2 separate regions of the Homo sapiens genome follow, and region 1 is linked to region 2. The links are chromatin contacts, found by Hi-C in ENCODE. All regions are on one chromosome and are shown on one strand. Each heading gives the region's core, a stretch centred on a gene start or an enhancer-like site at or near the end of the contact. The rest is flanking DNA. Distances are from core to core; before and after follow the strand shown.

The links. A loop is a pair of places that touch in the nucleus more often than their neighbours do. Pooled maps may share reads with other maps.
Region 1: a loop to region 2 is called in a pooled map, with 3 times the contacts of the local background. The contact joins the promoter of ANKEF1 here to the enhancer-like site in region 2. A Hi-C loop is called at or near these places in 2 of 37 single-sample maps with no recorded cell type and 2 of 50 pooled maps.

What each region holds. Positions count from the first base shown.
Region 1 is chr20:10,031,983-10,038,035 of GRCh38, reverse strand. It overlaps ANKEF1 (ankyrin repeat and EF-hand domain containing 1), which reads right to left and starts at 3,049. Exons shown (of 11, transcript NM_022096.6): 1 at 2,703-3,049; 2 at 2,394-2,457. The region is part of intron 3 of SNAP25-AS1 (SNAP25 antisense RNA 1); the gene reads left to right. RefSeq lists a silencer at 2,709-3,258.
Region 2 is chr20:9,405,860-9,411,938 of GRCh38, reverse strand. It overlaps PLCB4 (phospholipase C beta 4), which reads right to left. Exons shown (of 40, transcript NM_001377142.1): 22 at 3,881-4,022; 23 at 3,222-3,306; 24 at 2,758-2,882; 25 at 851-902. Among named protein-coding and RNA genes, the nearest start is that of LAMP5, 110 kb to the left of the region's middle. Within about 2 kb of position 3,223, at least 2 of the 41 ENCODE cell types and tissues checked have a DNase peak (open chromatin) inside an H3K27ac peak, as active enhancers do.

The sequences.
Region 1 (6,053 bases), core at 1,800-4,299, 630 kb before region 2:
TCTTATTATCCATTTAACCTTCCCTCCTCATCACACTTTACCATTTTACCATGAAGAAGCTGAGGTTAACTAAATTGCCATGGTAAGGGTTTGAGTTCCCACCATCTATCTACATGGTTTCACACCAGCAAAATAGAGAGATCATGCAGGTTTTAATAGTTTTAAGGTGTTATAAAAACATATAATTTTGAGGTGTTCATTATAAACAAATCTACTGGGCTCTGTAACATATCAGAGATGTGATGAGTGATTCCTATGTCATCTTAAGTGGAAAAGATGTAGTTAAATGGCTGCAAGGAAACTGCAAATCTTCATAAACAATCTCCCTGTTAAATTGTGATGGGCATTCTAGTATGTAATTTTACCTCCTTGTACGGAAAATCTTTTGGATTGAGTAGCAGGCCATGCTAGGTATGACCAGTTGTTTCTTCATTTCTTATGAGAAAAGAACTCCATTATCACATAGGGAATCCTATCCGGGTCGTTTGGATGGGGCTGTCCCTTCTGTCCCCTGCCAGAGGAAAGCGTCTGTGGCCTAGGCTTGGCCCATTTGAGGGAACCATCCCTTTCCAGGTACACTGAAGCTCAAGCATATGTGCATAAAAGACATCAACCAATCAGCAGCCCATCATCCAGAACTATGAGGGAAGACTATTCTGCTGAAGTTGTTAAGCAGTATGGTGTGGGGCTGGGGCGCAGGTAGCTCTCTTGGGTGCCACAGAGAGAGTCCATGCTTGGAGGATGGAGAGAGACTGAGATTGATGGCATTAGTTGCAACATGGATTCCATGGTGCCAGAAGCCATCTACCACTTTGTGGGTAAATACATCTTCTCCCCCGTCACCTTATTTTGGTATAAGCTAGTTAGCTAAGTTTCCAACATTTGCAATGAAAAGATTCCATCTTACTACAAAAGTTGAAACTATGCACCATTTTTCTCCATCGCAAGCCTGCTCCCTCACCTACATTCTCTACGGCAGTGAGCTCTCTCTCCTTTAAATGTGTCTCTCTAGGCACCACAACATCTCCATCGCCTGCTTCCATCCAACACCAATGCCCCCTCCTGCTCAGGCTCCTTTGCTGACTCCCCATTTCAAGAAGCCTATGTTGGGTGCCCAGGGCTAGGTCCTCAAGACTCTTTTCTGTCCTCACACACTCCCCTGGTGTCTCGCCCTATCCCATGACCCTCGACCCTCAGCCCAACTCTCACTCTGTCACCCAGGCTGGAGTGTAGTGGCACAATCTCGGCTCACTGCAACCTCCACCTCCTGGGTTCAAGCGATTCTCCTGCCTCAGCCTCCCGAGTAGCTGGGATTACAGGTGCCCACCACCACACCTGGCTAATTTTTGTATTTTTAGTAAAGACAGGGTTTCACCATGTTGGCCAGGCTGATCTTGAACTCTTGACCTCAGGTGATCCACCCGCCTCAGCCTCCCAAAGTGTTGGGACTACAGGCGTGAGCCACCGGGCCAGGCCTCCTTTGCCTTTTAATCTGTTTATAACATGCGGTGGACTAGGGAACCAACTGAGGCTGCCTCAGAGTCATCCACTTGGACTTTGCTGCACGGCTTGGTGACACTCACCTTAGCTGCTATTTATGGCTTGTTTTATTATTATCGGCCATATTCCGATTAGGTGCGGTGTCATCATACTGCATATGTATATGTGTCATCTATGGAATAGGGCAAGATGCTCCTACATAGGTAATGATTAGACTGAATCAATGCCACTTGATTTGTGAAAATAAGGATTTCCCAATCAGGGACTTCAATGTTGCCTCTGTTAGCACCCATCTCTAACGGAGAATTAATTAGCAGCTACAGTGATGAATTCAGTAGGTCCATGGGTCGGTTTCCTGTGGACTGCCTCCCTCCCAGCTAAAGCCCTGAAGTGCTGGGGAGAGGGCAGCACCCTGTATAGTGTCCTTCACAATCAACTGCTAAGACTGACCAAGAGCTCACCCCACTGCAGGAAATCACACAAGTGTAGCCCTTGGGTCCTGGGTTCCTTGTAAATTGAGCAGCATATAGGATCCTCCACATACAAGCACACCTGTACTTTTCCCCAGCATGACCCTGGGCCACCTTAGTCACATCTAACCATCTACCAAGGTAGTGGAATAGAGCAGAATGTCTTGACTTGAGGTCCATGTTCGGGGTCTGAATACTCGGAAATTACATGAAAATCTGTGGGAATCTGTGTGTGTTCAGGTCATTTAACTCTCAAAGGGGGGCTGTGCGACAAGGAAGGATCATTAGAAAGAGGAATGGAGGAAGACAAGCTTGGTACAGTGGAATGTAGGGTTTGAGGTGGGGAAATCCGTTGTGATCCTCCCTTCCCTGTATCATTATTTACACAAACTAGTTGGATATAAATATGGATATGCTACCTACCTAGTTTTTACCTCAGTTTCTGCATCTGTGAACTGGCAATAGCAATGGTGCCCACTTCATGGGACTGTGTGAAAAGGAAATGAGATATGATCCTTGTAAAACATTTAGCAAAGTCCTTCAATATAGGCTCCTTATGAATACACCAAACTTTTGCGGGTTTCAGCTCACCCACAAGTGTAAGCGATAGTTTACATGTTGGGGGTTCTCTACTGTGCTTTCCACTTTTTAGTCTCCAGAAAAATCTGGAGAAGAGAGGAGTGGAGGGGGTAGAGATGTAACGTCAAAGGAAAAGCCATGTGTCATGCTCACCTCTTAGTCTTCCGGGCGATCAGAAGCCAGGGATCTCTGGGCACCTATGTGCCTGGGCCTGCTGGGGCGACCGGGGAGGCCCCTGCTCTCGTCCTCTGACGCTCAGCGCTGGCCCAGCCGCGACCTTGGGCTCCCGGAGCCCGGCGGAGGCGCCCAGGCGTGAATGATGTCCCTTGGGTAGGGCTGGTGAGCTGGCGCGCGGGACAGCAGGGCTGGGTGTATGTGTCCATGGGCCCCGGGTCCCCGGAAGGCGAGCGCGCGGGCAGGTGAGCGCAGGGGGCGGGGTGGAAGCCGGAGGGACCGGGCTGATTGTGAGCTTCCGCCACGCAGGGCGCGGCTGCCGGGGCAACCGCAGCGTGCGCGGTGGGGCGGTGCTCGCCTCCGCCTCCGCCTCCGCCTCCGCCTCCGCCTCCGCCTCCGCCTCCGCCTCCGCCCCCGCCCCCGCCTCCGCCTCCGCCCCTCGCGCCTGGCTTCGACGCCAGGTGGCCGGCCTGGGCGGGATGGGGTAGCTGCGCTGGGTGTTCCAGGGCGGAGCGCAGAATGCTGCTGTCTTGAGGATTCCGCCCTTCTCTCATTCTCTTCTCCCACCTCCTGCCCTGGGTCAGAACGTAATTTAGTTATAAAATTAAAGCTGCATATGGCAATTAAAAAATGAAGTAAAATATACAATAAATATTTAGTTTACAAAGTACAATTAAATGAAAAATACAATAAATTACACAATAAAGCGAAAGTGAACCTACTCTCAACTGCCACAGATTCTTGCAAATCTTCCCAGAAATTTTCTTTCCATACTCTAGGATGCATATATGCTTAAAAAATATTTATACACAAATGGAAGCAAATATGGAGATCACTTTATTTCAGGGCCTACAAATGCACCATAACACCCCTCTCTCTCCCTCCACACATGCTTTTTGGCGGAAAATTCTGAAAGCTTTGGTTTGATTATGTGAATGTAAAACATATATATGTGTGTCTATATATATATGCTTTTTAATGCAGTATGTAATTGCTTCCAATTAAAAACAGTAATTCCTTACACCAGCCTACCCTATTCTACTCAGAGACTGTTTAAAAATGTTAAGAGCGAAGACATGGAATCAACCTAAGTGCTCATCAATGATAGACTGGCTAAAGATAATGCGGTACATATACACCATGGAATACTATGCAACCATATAAAGGAACAAAATTATGTCTTTTGCAGGAATATGGAGCTGGAGGCAATTATCCTTGGCAAGCTAACGCAGAAACAGAAAACCCAATACTGCATGTTCTCACTTATGAGTGAGAGCTAAGTGATGAGAACACATGGACACATAGAGGGGAACAGCACACACTGGGGCCTATTGGAGGGTAGAAGGTGGAGAGTGGGAGGAGGGAGAGGATCAAGAGAAATAACTAATGGGTACTAATCTTAATACCTGGGTGAGAAAATAATTTGTGCAACAAAACCACATGACACAAGTTTACCTATATAACAAATCTGCACATGTACCCCTGAACTTAAACGTCAAATAAAAAATAATAAAAATGTTATTAAGGACTATTTCATGCACACCAAAATATACTGTATGATATATGGAAAGTACATACCATACCATACCATAGCTAAAGAAATACCATAGCTAAAGAAAAAGAAAGCTAGGAAAAATAAAGGAAAAAGGAAAAGGAAAAAAAAGTCTGCCTCTACTGCTGTACTTATATGTATTTCTTCCCAACACTGCATCCTCCTCTTCCTGTTCCCAGAGATAATACCTGTTCTGAATTTTACATTTATCATCCCAGCCTCTTAAAAATGCATTGCTACATTGAATGCCTCCCTAAATAATGCATGTTTAATATTGCATATTTTGAGAATTTATAAAAATGTGGTAGAATGTTGTGTATTGTTTTGATGACTTTTTTCCTTTCAACGTCTTGTTTTTGAAATGTATCTTTGTTGGTATGTTTAATTGGAGTTCCTTTATCTAAACAGCTGTAGGCTATTCCATTATATTACCATTCCACACCCCTTTCAAATCAATTCCACTATTGATAGACATTTGGGATGTTTCCAGAATTTGCTACTAAAAGCAATACTACTAAGATCATGTTTATAAATGTCTTTGGACGCACACGTTCAAGAGTTTCACTAGAGTATATGTCTAGGAGTTAAATTTCTGGGTCATAGGTTATTTATAACATCAAGATAAAGACAACTTGTTTTCCCGACATATACAGCAATTTAGACTCCCATCAGCAGTGTGTATCTTAGCCAAAACTTGGTTTTGTCACACAAAAAACTTTCTGCCAATCTTGGTATCAATGCTCTTTTATAATTTACTTTACGTGACCTGATTACTAATTATTAATCTGTAAGTTTGATTCCTTAGAGATATTTGAGTGTAAATTTATTGTCAAACTGTGTCCAAAATTGGTGGGTTCTTGGTCTCACTGACTTCAAGAATGAAGCCAGGGACCCTCGCGGTGAGTGTTACAGCTCTTAATGTGGCGCATCTGGAGTTTGTTCCTTCTGATGTTCGGATGTGTTCGGAGTTTCTTCCTTCTGGTGGGTTCGTGGTCTCGCTGGCTCAGGAGTGAAGCTGCAGACCTTCACGGTGAGTGTTACAGCTCTTAAGGCGGCGCTTCTGGAGTTGTTGGTTCCTCCTGGTGGGCTCGTGGTCTCGCTGGCTTCAGGAGTGAAGCTGCAGACCTTCGCAGTGAGTGTTACAGCTCATAAAAGCAGTGTGGACCCCAAGAGTGAGCAGCAGCAAGATTTATTGCAAACAGTGAAAGAACAAACCTTCCACAGTGTGGAAGGGAACCCAAGCGGGTTGCCACTGCTGGCTCAGGCAGCCTGCTTTTATGCTCTTATCTGGCCCCACCCACATCCTGCTGATTGGTAGAGCCGAGTCCTCTGTTTTGACAGGGCGCTGATTGGTGCGTTTACAATCCCTGAGCTACACCCAAAGGTTCTCCATGTCCCCACCAGATTAGCTGGCTACAGAGTGTGGACACAAAGGTTCTCCAAAGCCCCACCAGAGTAGCTAGATACAGAGTGTGGCTTGGTGCGTTCACAAACACTAAGCTAGACACAGGGTGCTGATTGGTGTGTTTACAAACCTTGAGCTAGATACGGAGTGCCGATTGGTGTATTTACAATCCCTGAGCTAGACATAAAGGTTCTCCACGTCCCCACCAGACTCAGGAGCCCAGCTGGCTTCCCCCAGTGAATCCCGCACGAGAGCTGCAGGTGGAGCTGCCTGCCAGTCCCGCGCCGTGCGCCCGCACTCCTCAGCTCTTGGGTGGTCGATGGGACTGGGCGCCGTGGAGCAGGGGGTGGTGCTCATCGGGGAGGCTCGGGCG
Region 2 (6,079 bases), core at 1,974-4,473:
GACTGGCAGTGTTCAGTGATAAAAAGATATCCAATCAGGTGAGCCACCATGAAGAAATTCCTAATAGCATCATTATGACGGGATAGTTTTCCATTGGATTCCTCTACAGGCCTTTGGGCAGTGGTCTGGAGTTATTAATATTTACTTGTTTGGGGACAGATGCATGAGGCTGAGGTGGGGTGAGGGGATGACCACATAGTTGTGTTTTTTTTTTTTTATCTCAAGAGAATTCTAATTTTATATTTTCATTTAACCTTTCAGTGTTTCTGTAGAATTAACATTTCCTATTTCACTTCTTGGTTCACAGTTTTCAAGAGTGCTATTTAAGGAAACTAGGACAATATTCACAGCATTATTCTTTGATAACTGCTACTTACAAGACACAAAAAAGAATCAGTAGAGGACAAAGGTTTATTCCCAACTGAATGAAATTCAGCTCGACACCCACAACTTCATTACATATGAAATTAACTTCATTATTTGATTTGTCCTAGGTAAAATGCACATATTTAATGCCTACATCTCCAGTTAATGTCCAAGTGTGCAGGGATTATTACCTGTCCCAGACATAAAATCCTCCACTATTGATTTTAAAGTGAGAGGATTAAACTGTAGCATATGTATGAACTGCTTCACTTGTGATTTAAAAAACCCAAAACCTGCTTAGTAAAATGGGGTAGATGAAGAATGTATATGTGCAAATATTCTCTAGGTATTTCATTTCTTTCTATTCCATCCCTCAAACCCAGCTTAAATTCTGTAGCCCCTAATTGAAAATGACATGGCTTCATTAGAGCTGTAGTATGGAGTTCTCAATCTAGGTGAAAACAGTTTAAATCATATTACTCACCCGCACGATCCATTATACTCAAATTTTCCCTGATTCAATTGCATCGCTAAATCTGTCAAGAGACAAAAATAATTTAGCATCTTGTCTTCCTAGACAAAAAAGACCCTGACGGGGTGATTTGAAACAATAGGTATCAGATTGCTCCTAGGCCCACAGGTCCCTCTTTAATACTACAAGGTTCTGCTTGGTCTATTTAAGGCATACTCTCTTCCATGTTGAATTGACCTCATGTTTCATTTAAATTAAACATAAAATGTGTTTTCATAAAGATCATGCTAAAGGTCACTTTTAAAACTGGATTCAATATAGGAGTCACACCATTGTTTGATGAGTATTGAGAGTAGAGATATCCAACCTGCTACAGTGGGAGAGGATGGGTCTCAGGATCCCTGGGCAGAGGAACCCTGGAGATACCCGGGAGGGTGAATATGAAACTTGATTTAAAAGACTGGAAAATGAACTAGGTAAGTATCGCATAAAACTTGGTGGCATGCTTCCAGGATGGGAGGCAGGGGGAATTACTCTAGTGGGGTCTACACTGGCAGCACATGGCTTTTGACTTCTGTCTTGCAAGTGAATAACATTTTTTCTTTCTTCCCATCCGCAAAAGAAATGGGTAAACTGATGGATATTTTTTCCTCTTCAAAATGTTGTGTTTAAACCTAATATTATAGAATAAAACATAAGCTGGGTTAGCCATTTAATCCATATTATGGACTCACTGACAACTGAGAACACAAGTTGGGCTTTTTTAAGTAAGTGAAGTCATCAGAGCCTTGTTACTGGGCCCCAGCTAGAAACACTCAGGATTGTATTGGTAGCTATCACGTCACAGTCTAACCTAGCAAGCACTGTGGGGACCCCATGCAGAATGGTGACTCCAGTAGGAGGAGCTTCTGGTCACTGGGGAGGCTCCTTCAAGGCATGAGAAGCACAGTCAGCTCACACTCATGCCAAAGGAATGAAAGTCAAAGGATCTTCCACTCAATCCACATAGCAGGGAACGAAGTGACAGGGATTCTTAAAATACAAAATAGATTTTAAAAAATCCTCAAATTGGGAAGCATGGGCAGTTCTCTTAATAGCAAAGAGTTGAAGGAAAAAAGAGCTTTCTGGTTTTGTTTTATTTTACCAGTTGTAAGAACCATGCTGTAGAATTGACCATCTACAGTGAAGAGGGTTTGTGGCATATTTCTATCTATTCTATTTCTATTTTGCTACCTCTAGTCTTGATACTGTGATCCTAGGCTCTTAAGCAAACCTCAAAAATTTTAAAAATGTGTTTATCAATTATAAAAATTTACTCTTTTCCTTCCAGAAAAAAAAAGTCATTATATATTGGAAACCTGACTTTGAGTACACTTTGGAGGACCAAGTTATAGATTAGTACCTCTTCAAATATGTAACTCCTTATATACCATTTTAGTGGCATTTACTTCAAAATATTCTGTATTTGTTTAGTGAAGTGCCCCTGCATCAGTCATATTTGCTGAATGTTCACAGTGGTCAGGGTGTTTGCCAAAGGAGAAATGAGTCGCTGTTACTGTACAAAGATACTCAAATTCTTTTCACTTAATTCTGCCTCTGGAAACAAAGATAACAACTTTGATCCAAAAGGAAGAAAAATGAGAAATATTTTGGAATATGGGATAATGGTTAGCAGGAATAGTCATGGCATTTATGAAAGGAATTAAATTCCAATCACAACACATTATCTTCTACCATTGTTTGCTCTATTTTGGTTTTTTTTTTTTTATTTCTCACCATTATATAAATCCAATAACACATTGCTTTGCCATATGTCTGCTTCCTTTAAAAAATGCCCACAGCCAACTGATGGGAAGTGCTGGCACCATCCTGTCAAAGTGTTCTCATGGAATTTGGGGTCACTGGACATCAGCTCCTACCTGGGGTTTGATAGTTCAGTGAAACCATCTGGCAGCCAGCGTTCCAGAAAATCTGAGGCATGTAATTACTGGAATCGACTCGGCCTCCCTTGGGGTAAATGCGACTCATTTGCCGTTTGTTATAACTGTAACTTATTAAGGAAAACAGAAAAAAAGAGTCCTACAGCAGAGAAAAATAAACAACAAAGAGCTAAAACAACAAAGGTCTAGGCCAACAATGACAAACAAGTAGACAGCACAGAGCAGATTTCACATTTACAAATGATGCTTAAGATCACAGTTCACTGTGTGGATTATAAAAACAATTTTCATTTGGGCAGATTGTCACAGCTGCCATGGTCTTTCCCACATATCATTTTATGAACTCCACCACCAGAATGAGATATTAGCCATTTATCTATTTCAGAGGCTCTTGCCAAACCAACGTGAGTCAACCACTCATTCCACTTGATACATAAGGATACTTGACAAATTCAATTGCATGTGTCTTCAAGTAGCCAAGACCGACTGATTCATTAAAAGAAGACATGTTATAATGAATATTGCGTTCTGTAAAAGAAAAGCAAAGATGGATTCAGGAACTCTGCCATCAAACCCTCACCGAAAAACAGCAATAAATAAATGCAATTACACCCTGAATCATGAGGCCTTGGAGGCTAATGCTACATTATCATGTCAGTAGCTCCTACTTTCATTGACATCCTGTGGATGGAGACATCTGTCTTTTCAGCCACCACCGAAATATGAATTTTTGATGATAATGATGATTACGATGGCTTCTCTAGCCCAGAAATGAAGTTTTTAAATACTTCTTATGTTTTTTTGAAAACCAGCTTTTGATTAAAAGGAGTCTTGTGAATGCACTTGGGAACAGAAGAAGCTACATGCCCAGCACTAACAAATCCATAGTCTCTCATCGCCACCTTGTGGTTGAAGTCGTGAATGACAATGTAATGTCACCACATACCAAGGTGGCTTCTATGGTCTGTGAAACAAAAATAAGGTGAGGTGGAACAGCCCCCATGCCCACAAAGAAAAATGGCAACAAATTAGATAAAAGCTCATCAGCACCATAAAAGAAAATCAAGCAAAAAAGGCGACTGCATTTAACCTTTGGTGTTACCTTCTGCCACATGGAAACCTTGAAACTTTACAGGCTGGGCGTAGTTGATCATTGTGGACAAATATGGATGGATATTAGTGGTAGCACCTACATATTTATAAGATGCCATCCACGCCTGCTCATCTTCTACAGTGACCAGGCCCTACAAGCACAAGGAAGAAAACATATAAGTTGATGACTTCAGTAGGACCCACGGATACGTGCTGCAGATTTCCTTAATAAAGATAATTGCACACACACAAATTGAAAGGTAAAGGCTTTTTCTTCCTCAATTATGCTAAAGGATACTTTAAGAAGTTAGTGTCTGTTGTAGCTCTGAATAATGCAAAAGGAGGTAATCATAAAATATTAAGCTTATCTTACATTTGTAGGACATTTTTAGATTTTTAAGGGACTTTATTCAAGAAATTACTGGCCGGGAACGGTGGCTCATGCCTTTAATCCAGCACTTTGGGAGGCCAGGAGTTCAAGACAAACTTGGCGAACATGGCAAAACCCCATCTCTACTAAAAATGCCAAAAATTAGCTGGGTGTGGTGGCGTGAGCCTGTAATTCCAGCTACTTGGGAGGCTGAGGCAGGAGAATCGCTTGAACCCAGGAGGCAGAGGTTGAGGTGAGCTGAGATTGTGCCACTGCACTCCAGACCAGGCAACAGAGCAAGACTCCATCTCAAAAAAAAAAAAAAAGAAATTACTATATTGGACCTCACAGCAATGCTATGAAATAGATATAGCATCATATTTTTACAAATTGAGGCACAACATCAAAAATAGTGACTCTCGAACATTAGCGTGCATCAGAATCACCTGGAAGACTTTTTAAACTAGAACAGATTCCTGGGCCCCACACTCAGAGTTTCTGTTGAAGTGAGTCTGCAGTGAGGCCAGTCATTGCTGTAACTAGTTCCCAGGTGCTAATGATGCTGCCTCTTTGGGGACTATGTTTCACTGTAGCACTCTAGAATGTAAGCAACATACATACGTGGTTTATAGTATTTAAAAAGCACTTAATCTTAAAAGTAACCTAATAACTTGCTGCATAGGACATATTGAAACTGCATTACTTTGCATACAGAAAAAAGAAAACAAATTAGTTTATTTATTGATAGAAAAAACAACAATAAAACCAACAACAAAAATACCTTCAAAAGTGATCAATATTTTTGCTGAGAACTTTGCAAAGCTAAATTTCCTGCATAAAGTGAATCTAGTTGGATAAATTCCTTAGTTGGATGATGTAATCCATGAGTTAAAAAATGGTCAGATGCTGGGCGCAGTGGCTCACGCCTGTAATCCCAGCACTTTGGGAGGCTGAGGCGGGTGGATCATGAGGTCAGGAGATCGAGACCATCCTGGTGAACACTGTGAAACCCCATCTCTATTAAAAATACAAAAAAATTAACTGGGCATGGTGGCAGGCACCTGTAGTCCCAGCTACTGGGAGGCTGAGGCAGGAGAATGGCGAATGAAGTGAACCCGGGGGGCAGAGCTTTCAGTGAGCGGAGATCACGCCACTGCACTCCAGCCTGGGCAACAGAGTGAGACTCCATCTCAAAAAAAAAAAAAAATGGTCAATTTGTTTGTCTTAACTGATCACTTAACAATCTGAGCATTCTAAATTATCAAACTGATTTCACCAATAAAAGCCTGAAACAATAATCAAGTAATGTAATTTGGTTTTGTTTTTGTTTTTATCATTTTCTTAATGTGTCCTCCTGCTCCCCCACCAAACAACGGCCATGTCCGTTCCTTCCATGTGTGTTTAATAATAATAAATACCACCAGTGCTATGAGCTGAGCACCAGGATGAGTTCTTGCACACACAGTCTCATTACTGTCTGTGATGTGTAGTGAGGATTAGAGTCCTACCCACTGACCACATGAGAAGATTGATGCCTTGAGAATTAAAATAACTTAGCTAATAAATGACAATGACCAAATGTCAATCTGTATACTGTTGACCCAAATTATGAATTATGAAATTCTAGAACAAGAGAGTAATGTACTCACAAATATTTTGGGACAGGCCTGCGACCATATTTATTCATAATTCTTTCAAGTTTAATATTTAGAGGGTGAGAAGATACGATCTCAACTTCAAATAGGATAGGACCCCACAGGCAGCAAGGCAGTATTTTCCGAACCTCTGAAGTATGAGAATGAAGTTATTAGGCAAACTTCTGCCTGTGGCTGTCAGCCT